Linked DNA regions of Homo sapiens: region 2 is linked to region 1. A link is a contact called in ENCODE Hi-C or POLR2A ChIA-PET data. All regions are on one chromosome and are shown on one strand. Each heading gives the region's core, a stretch centred on a gene start or an enhancer-like site at or near the end of the contact. The rest is flanking DNA. Distances are from core to core; before and after follow the strand shown. Region 1 overlaps SYTL2 (synaptotagmin like 2). Region 2 overlaps SYTL2 (synaptotagmin like 2).

Evidence for each region. A loop is a pair of places that touch in the nucleus more often than their neighbours do. ChIA-PET counts read pairs that join two places held with the same protein, here RNA polymerase II (POLR2A).
Region 2: POLR2A ChIA-PET joins it to region 1 with 16 read pairs in activated T-cell. The contact joins two enhancer-like sites. A Hi-C loop is called at or near these places in 4 of 168 maps with a recorded cell type or tissue (CD8-positive, alpha-beta T cell, endothelial cell of umbilical vein and naive thymus-derived CD4-positive, alpha-beta T cell) and 1 of 37 single-sample maps with no recorded cell type. POLR2A ChIA-PET finds 5 or more read pairs at or near these places in 6 of 52 experiments (H1, T-cell, activated T-cell and 1 more).

Annotation. Positions count from the first base shown.
Region 1 is chr11:85,720,694-85,726,280 of GRCh38, reverse strand. It overlaps SYTL2 (synaptotagmin like 2), which reads left to right. Exons shown (of 20, transcript NM_206927.4): 8 at 1-2,249; 9 at 5,322-5,423. Among named protein-coding and RNA genes, the nearest start is that of CCDC89, 37 kb to the right of the region's middle. Within about 2 kb of position 3,065, at least 4 of the 41 ENCODE cell types and tissues checked have a DNase peak (open chromatin) inside an H3K27ac peak, as active enhancers do.
Region 2 is chr11:85,755,675-85,761,628 of GRCh38, reverse strand. SYTL2 (synaptotagmin like 2) reads left to right here. Exons shown (of 20, transcript NM_206927.4): 2 at 3,515-4,004. The coding sequence starts at 3,904. Among named protein-coding and RNA genes, the nearest start is that of SYTL2, 52 kb to the left of the region's middle. RefSeq lists an enhancer at 1-293. Within about 2 kb of position 1,593, at least 2 of the 41 ENCODE cell types and tissues checked have a DNase peak (open chromatin) inside an H3K27ac peak, as active enhancers do.

The sequences.
Region 1 (5,587 bases), core at 1,816-4,315:
TAAATTATCAGGTAAAAATACCCATGAAGCAGAGGTGCTTCTAAGCCCAAAAAAAGTTATGGCAAGAGAGGAAATGGAGAAATTAAATTCAAAGGGCATACTCCAGGTGCTACCAGATGAAATCACATTTCCTTTGAGTCCACTTAGAAAGTATACTTATCAGTTGCCAGGAAATGAGTCATCAAAGGAAAATGTGGAAAAGAATACGGAAGGGATTGTTACTCCAGTGTTTAAGGAAGAAAAGGATTACTCAGAACAAGAGATTCAAGAATCCATAATAAAAACCAATGTTTTGTCTAAAGACTGCAAAGACACTTTTAATGACAGCTTGCAGAAACTGCTTTCAGAAACCTCAACACCAGCAATTCAACCCTCTGGTGGAAAAGTTCATGGAAAACAAGTGCTTGAACCAAGTGTTTCTGAAAATAGGACATGGCCTCAAAAAACAGATTTTGCTGATACTGAGGAAGAAGTCAAAGGACCTGAGAAGATCATTAATGAGCATGTTGACAAAACAGTAGTTCATCCAAAGGTTAAACGGAACTCTTTGACTGCTAGTCTAGACAAACTCCTGAAGGAAGCAACTGGAACTTCACCCTCTCCCTTGCAAGCCAAGTTGGCGCCTGTTATCACTGGAACCAACTCTAAGCTGGAAGAGGGGAGATTTTTTGGAAAAGGGATAGAACAGAGTCACAATACTTCAGCTGATAAGAGAGAAATACTAGCTCCTTTTCCAGTGAGAGATGAAACTTTTGGAAATACAGCTCTCCTCAAGAAAGCTGAAAGTGGTGAGTGCCAGCTAAGCACACAGAATTTGATTCAGATGGCTGCAGAAGATTCTCATCCATTGGATCCAACTTCCCAGCTTTCCAGAAAGGGTTCTTTTGGGGATGTGGCCAGCCCTCCCCAAGATATGCTTTTTCCCCAGGATGCTCATCTTGTTCCCCAGGCTAGGGTACACCCTTCTCAAACGGAAATTTCGGAGACTGTAGAGAAAGTCATTCTTCCACCCAGACCTGTATTGAATGATGTAAGTGCTGCATTACAGAAGCTGTGTGGAGAAGTATGGTTAAGTTATCCAGCTGGAAGGGAAGTAGGTCCTGGAGAAGTGAACCCAGAATTTCCTGAAGCAGTACAGCCAGTATGTAGCCCCCTAAATCCTCCAGGAGTGATATCACCATGGGCTACGATGGACACCATAGTTCCAGACAGGAAGGATTTTTATTCCTCCAATGTAGTTCCTGATAAAACTCATGAAGTTGGATCTTATTTAGCTGCCCAAATGTCTCCATCAGACCAGACGCTTAGCTCATTTGCTTCCATTGTTGCTCAATATGGCAAAGGCCTCCCTCAGGAAGTGGAAGAAATTGTGAGGGAAACAATTGTTCAACCCAAATCAGAGTTCCTCGAATTCAGTGCTGGCTTAGAAAAACTACTGAAGGAAGAAACTGAAACCTTCCCCTCAAAATATGAAAGTGATACAGGGAATCTTTCTCCATCAAAGTTAATAGGTAGTACAGAGGAGCCCAGGCGAGCCACTTCTGAATGCCATCCTGAGGAATTAAAAGAAACAGTAGAAAAGGCCGAGGCTCCGTTAATAACTGAGAGTGCTTTTGATGCTGGTTTTGAGAAACTTCTTAAAGAAATAACTGAAGCTCCTCCTTATCAGCCCCAGGTGTCAGTGAGAGAAGAAACTCACGAGAAGGAGTCCTCACAGTCAGAGCAGACCAGGTTCTTGGGGACAGTGCCCCATTTTTACAGGGCAGCCTCACAGACCTCTGAAATGAAGGATAAAAGTAATGGTTTGGAATCTCAAGTCAACCAATGTGATAAAATGTTGGGAGGAGACGCACTTGTGACTGATTTATTGGTAGATTTTTGTGGTTCCAGAAGTGGAGTTGAGATCCCTAGAACCCCACAACTTTATGTGGCTCATGAAATAGGGACCATTAAAACTGTAACCCCCCCAGAGGACAGGGACAGTGAAAGTGGGGTTGCAGGGGGACAAGGGACTCTTCAGGAACCTGGCTTTGGAGAGGCTTCTGAAGCAATTAGTGTGTCCAGAAATAGGCAACCCATTCCTCTCCTGATGAACAAAGAAAACTCTACAAAAACAAGTAAAGTTGAATTGACTCTAGCATCGCCATATATGAAACAAGAGAAAGAGGAAGAAAAAGAAGGTTTCTCTGAGTCTGATTTTTCAGATGGAAACACCAGTTCTAATGCAGAGAGCTGGAGAAATCCTTCCAGTGAGCATTTAAAATTTTTTAACTCACAGTGAGTCTGCTTTATGGAATGCTGATGTAAAGGATGATTTTTTTTAATTGGGATTAATTTGATATTCTTAAATGATGTTAAATTCTTCTTACCACTTCTGTGTTCCTGAGACTTTCTTAATTAAAAAAATTATTTATATTTTTTAATCAAATGCATTACATAATTCTTAAATGATGTTAAATTCTTCTTACCACTTCTGTGTTCCTGAGACTTTCTTAATTAAAAAAATTATTTATATTTTTTAATCAAATGCATTACGTAAAACAGCTTTCCTATAAGGCTGTTTCAGAGTCTGAGTTGACTTCTCTTTAATCTACCTATAGAACTTTTAGGTTTCAAAAAATACTTTTTAAATGACTTTTTGGGTTTGGAAAGTACCTTTAATACATTTAAGCTAGTTTTCCTCCTGGAAATATTTAGAATTTCTTCCTTAATTGGCAACCTTTATAGAAGTCTGGTAAGATTTGTCGCAAAGATGTGCCACAGATGGACACAAATTTCCCATTCGGGAGCAATATCTTACCACAGTGGTGGCTAAATGCTAGGGACAAAATACAAGGCCGGAACTTTCCTTCCCTCAGATACCTTGTGCTGTGGTGTTTTGTTGCCACTTTCTCCCTCTCATTTTCAATTATATGCACAATCTTCCCTTTCTAGAGTATGACTTTGGCCAGATGACTCACCTGATGCCACCTAAGGGCATTGCCTGGCCAGGTACATTTCTCTGGCTCCAGCCTTGGCTAAGTTGATGACCTGAGTCGATCTCCACATTCATCTACATGAACGTGGGGGCGTTGGTTTTGGCGGCCAGGCTGTAAAATGTAGGGCTTGTCTCAGTTTGCTATTTAATCAACATGTGGACATTTTAGCAGAGAAACCCCAGAGCAAATAGGAATGAGAAGCTACCTGATTAAAATGATGAAATGATAGAGAATGTTTTTTGGCTGGGACATTTTAACCAAAGTTGCACAACTGATGCTGATTGCCTTCCTTGTAGTTTAGTAGAATTTGTCATTTGTTTAGCTCCTTTTCGTTCCAGTGAAAATAGATAAGCTTTACTGAGTGGCTTACTTTGAGGTGTGGACTCCTTTGTAAGTAGCTATAGGGTCTCTTCTTGAACACTGACCAAAGAATCCACCTTTAATCCTATTCAGTTAAGTTGAAGCCCCTCTAAAAAATTTTGTTGTTAATAAAAAAAAGAAAGAAATTGAAATATCAATCTCTAAAACCATACATATTTATTTATAAATCTCTAATTAAATCTCTAAATTTATTTAATCTCTAAAGTAAATAAATTTAATTAATTAATAATTAATTAATGTAATGGCAAGAATAAAGCCAGCATGTTAAACTTGTTGAGGTAGGCTCTTACTAAACTGCCCATGAGTTGCTAGTGTAAACTGACCCACAGGAGAAGGAGCGCTTGCAAATTTGCAATTATGTTAGAGACTATCATCTAATGTGTATCCCAGCATAACTGACTGAATAGTAAAAAGCCTATCTAAAAAGGCAGCGTTAAATAATCACCTAGGCTGGGCACGGTGGCTCACGCCTGTAATCCCAGCACTTTGGGAGGCCAAGGCGGGCAGATCATGAGGTGAGGATATCGAGACCATCCTGGCTAACATGGTGAAACCCCATCTCTACTAAAAAATACAATAAAGTAGCCGGGCGTGGTGGTGGCTGTAGTCCCAGCTACTCGGGAGGCTGAGGCAGCAGAATGGTGTGAACCCTGAGGCGGAGCTTGCAGTGAGTCGAGATCACGCCACTGCACTCCAGCCTGGGCTACAGAGCAAGACTTCATCTCAAAAAAAAAAAAAAAAAAAAAAAAAATCACCTAAACAGAGCCCAGAGAAGACATTTTAGAATAACAAGCCAATTAAGAAGTATCAAATGGTATAGTCATGATTTTAATTTAGGTTTATATACTCTAACCTAAATTATTATTTTAAAGCAAACTGCAGTGGGGGTGGGGTGAAAAATGAAGAGAAACCTACTATAAGGGTACTGTAATTTTGGGGAGCAAGCTAACACATTTGACTTGCGGCTGAGCTCTTAACTAAGCAATACCTCAGTATGCTCCTTTGGGAAAAATTAAAGGTTCAGTAGTCAAATACTTTTGGAAATGCTGGGCCATTATGCACAGAGAAGGTCCGCAGTAAGGAACATTTTAAATTTGAACAGAGAACATCCAAATCTAATTCATCTTAGAATCCATTTGCTATGGAATGTACTAGGCAGAACTGGAATGTATTTCAGGAAATTATTGTCTAGAGAAGTGGTTCTTAAATTAATTGATTCCTTAATCGAATCACTCATTGATTCAGCAAATATTTTGAAGTGTTTATTTCCAGCCACTGTTCTAGGCACTGAGAATACAGCAGTAATAAATGTCAGTACTTAAGCTTATTCATGATGCAGCCATTCCTTTTATAAAATAACGGCATTAGTAAATGATAGAGGCCTCCCTCCCGCAACTTTAAAATGCCTTACTAAAATAAAAATTTGACTATCCCATGTTATTTCCCAACATTTCATTGGAAATTATACTAGATCATGAAACCCAGAAAGTCTACAACCTTTGATCTGGAGAATGCACTCATATGTGTACCCAATTATACACAGATGTTAAACATCTGAATCCTGCCTTCCACGGTTTTGAATTAATTTTATTAATGCTCCTAGAAGTATTTCATGGCTGTCTTCAAAAGCTAGAATGTTAAATGGGAAGAGTCAATGTCTGGCATAGGACAAATCATATGTCTAAAATAGGAGTAAACAACTAAGAGATCACATTTCTATTAATGTGGTAATCTTGTTTTTGTAGGGTTTACGTTTGCAAATATTTCTTGACCAGGAAAATTATGTTTAAGAGCATATTAATAGTGGAGAAATTTTATTTTCTTCTGTGAAATAAGTGCTTCTTAAAGTAGAAACTCATAGCATAATGTCTCTTTTCAGCCTACCATTTCTATGTCCATATGTTAGAGGATTTTTTTTTTTTTTGGTATTGTGCAGTGTTCATCGATTTTGTTTTATAACAGGTTCAGAAGAAGAACCCAGTCCTGTTTTGAAAACTTTGGAAAGGAGTGCCGCTAGGAAAATGCCTTCCAAAAGTCTAGAAGACATTTCATCAGATTCATCAAGTGAGAATAAAGTTCGCCTCACTGTTCATGCCCCATCTAAGCTTAAAAATGCCTATGTGCTCTCCTGTAGCCTCACTGCGTGCTGTTGTGCACTGCACCCTCTAATGGGGGCAGTTAACAGATGAAAATAACCTCTCCAAAGTGCGCTGAAGAGGCTCAACCTA
Region 2 (5,954 bases), core at 344-2,843, 37 kb before region 1:
GTATGTACAGCGCCACATGTGTAGAAGGGACCAAGTAAATGTTTGCTGCCTTTTTGTCTGGCTTTCTTTAATGCTGCTTCATCTCAGAGTAAAAGCCAGAAGTCTTACTGTCCTCACAAGGCCTAATACAGTCTTACCCGTGTCCTTTCCGGCCTCCTCTCCTCCTGCTCTCCTGGGGGCATTCTGGTGTACCAGCACTGGTCACCTTGCCATTTCTTGAATGTGCCAGACAACTCCCACCTCAGAACCCTGGGATATCTGCATGGCTTGTTTCCTCATCGCTGTCACGTTTTTGTTCAAATATCACCTTCTCAATGAGGCCTACCCTAACCACTCTCTTTAAAATTCCTACTCTCCCTGAGTTATTATTCTCCTCCCTTCCCTTTTTTGTTTTCCTCCATAGTTCTCATCACCTTCCAATGTGTTATAATTTAATTATTTGGTATTCAAAAACTTATTTTTATTATTTAGTTTGATTGTTTCCATCCATTGCCATATGAACTCCACAAAGGCAGGAAGTTTTTCTGTCTTGTTCCCTTGCTGCACCTCCAGTGCTTAGAATAGTGCCAGTCTCTCAATAAATCTTTGTCAAGTGAGTGAGGGAAATGTTCAGTTAGCTCCCATGCTGGACATCATCCAGAATATTAGGAGTTGGGTGAGCACCTCATACTGCAGAATCTTGATTGCCCTCTGAGGGCTCTCTTACAGTTTGATTGGGCACTGATTCCTACCTACCCAATTAAAAGGGAAGGGTTCCAGCCCTTCACTCCTTTGTAAAGTGGAAACATTGCCCTTTGCCTCACTAACAGCCTATTTTAAGGGAGAAATTTTAACCCTCAGAGCTTTGACACAGAAGCACTTGTTAGGTTGTATTCTGCTTGAAGGCGTGGAAGCCAATGTTGCCCATTTCAGCAACCCTGCCAGTTACCACTGCTAGACGACCTAAGTTTTTCATTGTTGTTGTTTTCTTCCTGTCCACCACTCCTTGAATTTAAAGTCTCACATCGAACCAACCAAATGGCAGTGTAAGACCTCATTGGGAACCTGGGTCCCAGAATGTGGCCTAAATCTATTTTCTTGCCAGCTTTTGAGATCTAAGGAAGTTACTGCACGTGAAAGAAAGGAAATAATTGAGATAGCCATCTCTTGGTGATATTGTATATTTGAATCAGGTTCATTTATTCATTTGCTCATTCTTTTATTTGTTCACATTCAGAGACTCACAATCAAGAGAGACTGAGAGTAGATCATCACAGCAGTGGATGTGTATTTGGAGGAGAAAGTGTTTGTATTAGCAGGTTCCTGCTGCGGGAGTATCGTATAACAACTCCCAAACCTCAGTGGCTTCCAACAACAAATACTTAGTTTTTTCTTTTATATCTATAGGTCAGCAGGGATACCTGCTTCAGGGAGGTCAGGTTCAGGTCTGTCCTTTTATCTCTTTCTGGAACCCAGGATGAAGAGGCAATGAATAACTGGGACAAGCTCTTCTCATGGCATGTGGCAGGAATACAAGAAGCCAGATCAAACCACAAAAGCACATTTACAGCCTATGCTTGCATCACATTTGCTAACATTCCATTGGCCAAAGCGAGTCACAGGCCAAGCCCAACATTAGGAGGATAGGGATGAATTCTTTGCTTACTCTGGTGGGAACATGATAGTATAGTTCTGTTACAGGGAGGAAATGAAGAGTTAGGAATAATCATTGAATCTGCTGCAACTTTAACTTGGGGTATGGAAGTTATGGAAGGCTTCATGGAGGTGGTAACTTTGATTTGTCTTGAAGGGTAAGTAGTTTTCAAGATGAACAAGCAGGTAGTAGCATATGCAAGCACATGCAAATTAAAAAGAAAATGAAGTAATGTCTTAATATTTATTTGAGTAATTACTGTGGACAGTATGCAGAGAGCTAGAGGAAATTAAAACAAAGGTCATTAGATTCCCTGTCAATGAAGCCCAAACTTCATGGGGGGAGATCAGAAAGAGACATAATACAAAAGAGAAATATATTACTAAGTATAGTCTTATTCAGCTGGATGGAAAAAAAGTGTGAACTCAGAGCGGAAGCTAGAATATAGTTTTAGTAGCTATTTTTGGTACAGAATGCAAGACATGTGCTCTTTTTATATTCATTATTTCATTTAATCCTTACAATCTGTGAGGGACATCCTAATGTCAAGCACAAATGAGAAAACAGCTTCACAGTGGTCGGTAACTTGCCCAATGACTTATAGCTAGTAAGTGGTAGAAGGATAACTTCCCAGTAATTCTGTTTTTCAAGTAATTAATTTTTATAAATTTTATTCACTAATGTACATACTGTTTTATTCTTAAGTGGGGCTGCTTTAAAATTTTTTTTTCTTTCTTTTTTTTTTTTTTTGATAAGGAGTCTCACTCTGTCACCCAGGCTGGAGTGCAGTGGTGTGATCCCGGCTCACTGCAACCTCCGCCTCCCGGGTTCAAGAGATTCTCCTGCCTCAGCCTCCTGAGTAGCTGGGATTACAGGCGTGTGTCACCACACCCAGCTAATTTTTGTATTTTTTAGTAGAGACGGGGTTTCACCATGTTGGTCAGGCTGGTCTCGAACTCCTGACCTCAGGTGATCCACCCACCTTGGCCTCCCAAAGTGCTAGGATTACAGGCATGAACCACTGCACCCAGCCTGCTTTAAAATTTACTAAAGGTTTTTAGTGTGTATGTTCAGCACTGCACTTGTTAAAAGTGCCCCAACCTTGAGTGGATCACCTCCGAATTTCTGTAGGGCTGTGTCATTCTTCACTTCTCACTTCCTTCCCATTACATATGTATTGAAGATGCCTCAAAGAAAATAGGATTCTTGCACATTGTGCAACTGAAAAATCCTCACTTTGGATGGTGAGGTGTTTTGAAACTCTGCCTCTTCCTTTCCTCCAGTTTATATACACACACAGGTAGGTGTTTTTCCCCTGAGAAATGAAAGTAGACAAGCTTGTTAGGTTCCTCTAGGTCCAGCAAAGGTTAGCAGTGAGACTGGATGAAGAATAACAATTCTCACTCTTCTGCAAACTATCTCTATCTAATACTAGTTCTCCTGTTAATATGGAGCACATATATAGTACAGTGGAATATTCTTACTTGTGAAGAGGTGAGCATTTAAAATTTTTATTTCTAGATTCTTGCTTGACCACTGGAATCACATATCCCTGATCTTACTGACCTTTAACATGACTTTTTAGCCTAGCATCCCCAGAGTTTGCAGAGAGAGAACCAGTTCATTTTTGCAACCATCCTTTACTCAGGTGGATCGTTAAACACTGACAGGCATTTTTGTGGGTTCTCCATCTTGGCCGTCTGGAATAGGGTTGAAGCATGTTTCATGACCCATTTACCATTTGCTCAGGAAGCTGGCTGAACTGGTTTCCTTGATCTCAGAGACCATCTCGCATGGCCATTTAAAAATCTTGTAGTAATGAGTAGTGCTTATAGGAACTGCCTCTCACTGTCTGGTGTTTGCTGTCTCATGATTCCCCAGGTAGGTGATGCTCTGATGCTGCTGCCTCTTATGAATTGACGACAGGTGCAGAGAGAGAATAAACTGTGTCTAAGACTGGACCAGAGAGTGAGTGTGCTGGAAGCCACCATAGGAACAAGCGACCTGTTTGGCAAGGAATACAGCATCCTTCTGAGAGCCTCTTCTCGACACTATCCCACAGACCAGGACTTCCTCATGGGAAAGAGCACTTAGGATCTTGCTATCAGCTGCCCTAAACTTTTGCTGAGCCAAAATAAGACTTTGATGCAGAACTGAACAAGATATTTCATTTTTGTGTGTTTTAATCTTCCTGGTTGCAGTCTTAGTTGTTCAGCCCTGAGAATTTTGAGCCACATTTGTTGCTATTATTTTTGCATGCACTTTTCAAAATGATTGACTTAAGCTTCCTGACTGAAGAGGAACAAGAGGCCATCATGAAGGTTTTGCAGCGGGATGCTGCTCTGAAGAGGGCCGAAGAAGAGAGAGTCAGGTAAGAGGCCAGAGAAGCCTTGGGCATGAGGGAAGGAAGAGGCAGTCTGTACGAAAATAGGACACTGGGGTTTTTTTCAACTATAAGTGGTAGTTCTGACTCGAAGACTGAATTTATGGATTCCAATTTTAGGTTTACTTCCTGGACAAAACATTTTTCCTCTTGGTGCCTCTTAATTTATCCTACTGGACTCCTACCAGAAATAGGGTCTTGATTAAAAACCTAACTAAATTCCTTTAACTTATTAAATACTGAGATAAAAATGAAATGTATACAACCACATACATCTACATTTGTGTGTGTGTGTGTATTTCTATCCACTTAAAAAAACTGGATCTACTTTTTTTTAACTGAATCATGAACCAAATTAGAATTTTAAAAAATTTTTAGAATTTTGAAAAGAAAATAAATTAAACTAGCTCACATTTCTGCATGCTTTCAGAAATGTTGGAATTGGTTTTAATGGCAACTGAAAGTATTCTCTGAGCCAATTTTTCATTTGTCTTGGGTCCCATAAAGAGGAGTGGCAACTTTGATACACTATTCTTGTTGGGTGGAACCCAAATGTTCCATGTCAACATTCCTGCCACTTTCATTCACCTTTGTTGTCAAACAAGCACTAGGCCAGGATGCTGAAGAACTTGACTTTGTCCAGGCCCTGCCATTTACTGCCTGTGTAATCTTGGGCTTTGAAGGCAGCGACAGGCTTCCTGAATGTAAGTTAGTATTATTAATTTTATGATTCTCGCTCCAGGAGTTATCCAAAAGGAGCATAAGATATGTTCTTACTTCCTGGGACACAGGACCATGAATAATGGCTTTATTTTTACCATTTCCGTATCTTGACACTGATTTAACGTGGATGATTTATAAAAGAACATGCTAGAATTCACTTCAACCACTACAGAATGTCTGATTATGACTACTAAAATAACTTCTATATAGACAGTATTTAACAAGTTGCAAAGGGCTTAACATGCCCATTATTTTTTATGAGCTCACATACTCTTTTGCGGTTGGTGGGTGGAGTGGGATATAATTACCCCATTTGATGTGTCAGGAAGTTGACTTTGAGACAAGTCAGGTGACTCGCCCAATATCACACAACTGGTAGGTGTCAGAAGTGAGAATCAAATCCCAGTCTTAGGTACTCATTTGTTAACTCCACCTCCTCTCCCTGAGAAAACAATAACAGACAGGCCATCCCAGGACCTGGCAATGGAGGAAGGGGCTGGCTGTCATGGTGTGAAGTAGGACACTGAGCTATGATGACAAGCAGTGGCTGTAGGTAGTGGGGATCATGCTGTTCCTCAAAGGTCCCTTGCAATGCACACCTGGATGGGGCTCTGCTGTGCCTTCTCCGCAAATGGTGTGCCTTAAACAGTGTCCCCAGGAGAGGTGAAGGATTGTCACTAACCCAGGCATTAGAGCCTCTTGGTAGCATTAATCCTCTACCCATTGACAGTTTATAAAGCCCTTTTATGAATGTTATCCTCTTATGTTCTTCACAGCAACCCTGACATTTGGCAAAGCAGGGACTATTGCAACCATTGAGGAGTAAGGGCAGGAGGTGGGGGAGCATAGAGAAAATATTGATTCTTTAAGCATAAGGGGAAATGGTATTTCCTTTACCCTCCCAAAAGAAAAGATTGGGGGAAGGACTTAGAAAGCAGTAGAGCTGGGACTGCACTGAGTCTCTCTTTCTACCTCAGGATGTGGGCCCCTGCATTTTGGAGAGGTGCAAGTACCTTTGATTCCTTCTGCTCAGGAGGTGTTATTTATGGTCTGCAATTCTGCCCCTCTAGATAGTCAGCTTACGAGGAGAAAGCCTCCTTTCATTTCCTCCCTCCCTTCTATCTTTTCTTGGCACCTGGGATTCCAAGCTGCTGAGTCTTGTCTGTAGTTCTATGATTCTGTCTGAATAGAGTGAAGGTGTTTCTTGGGCACTTG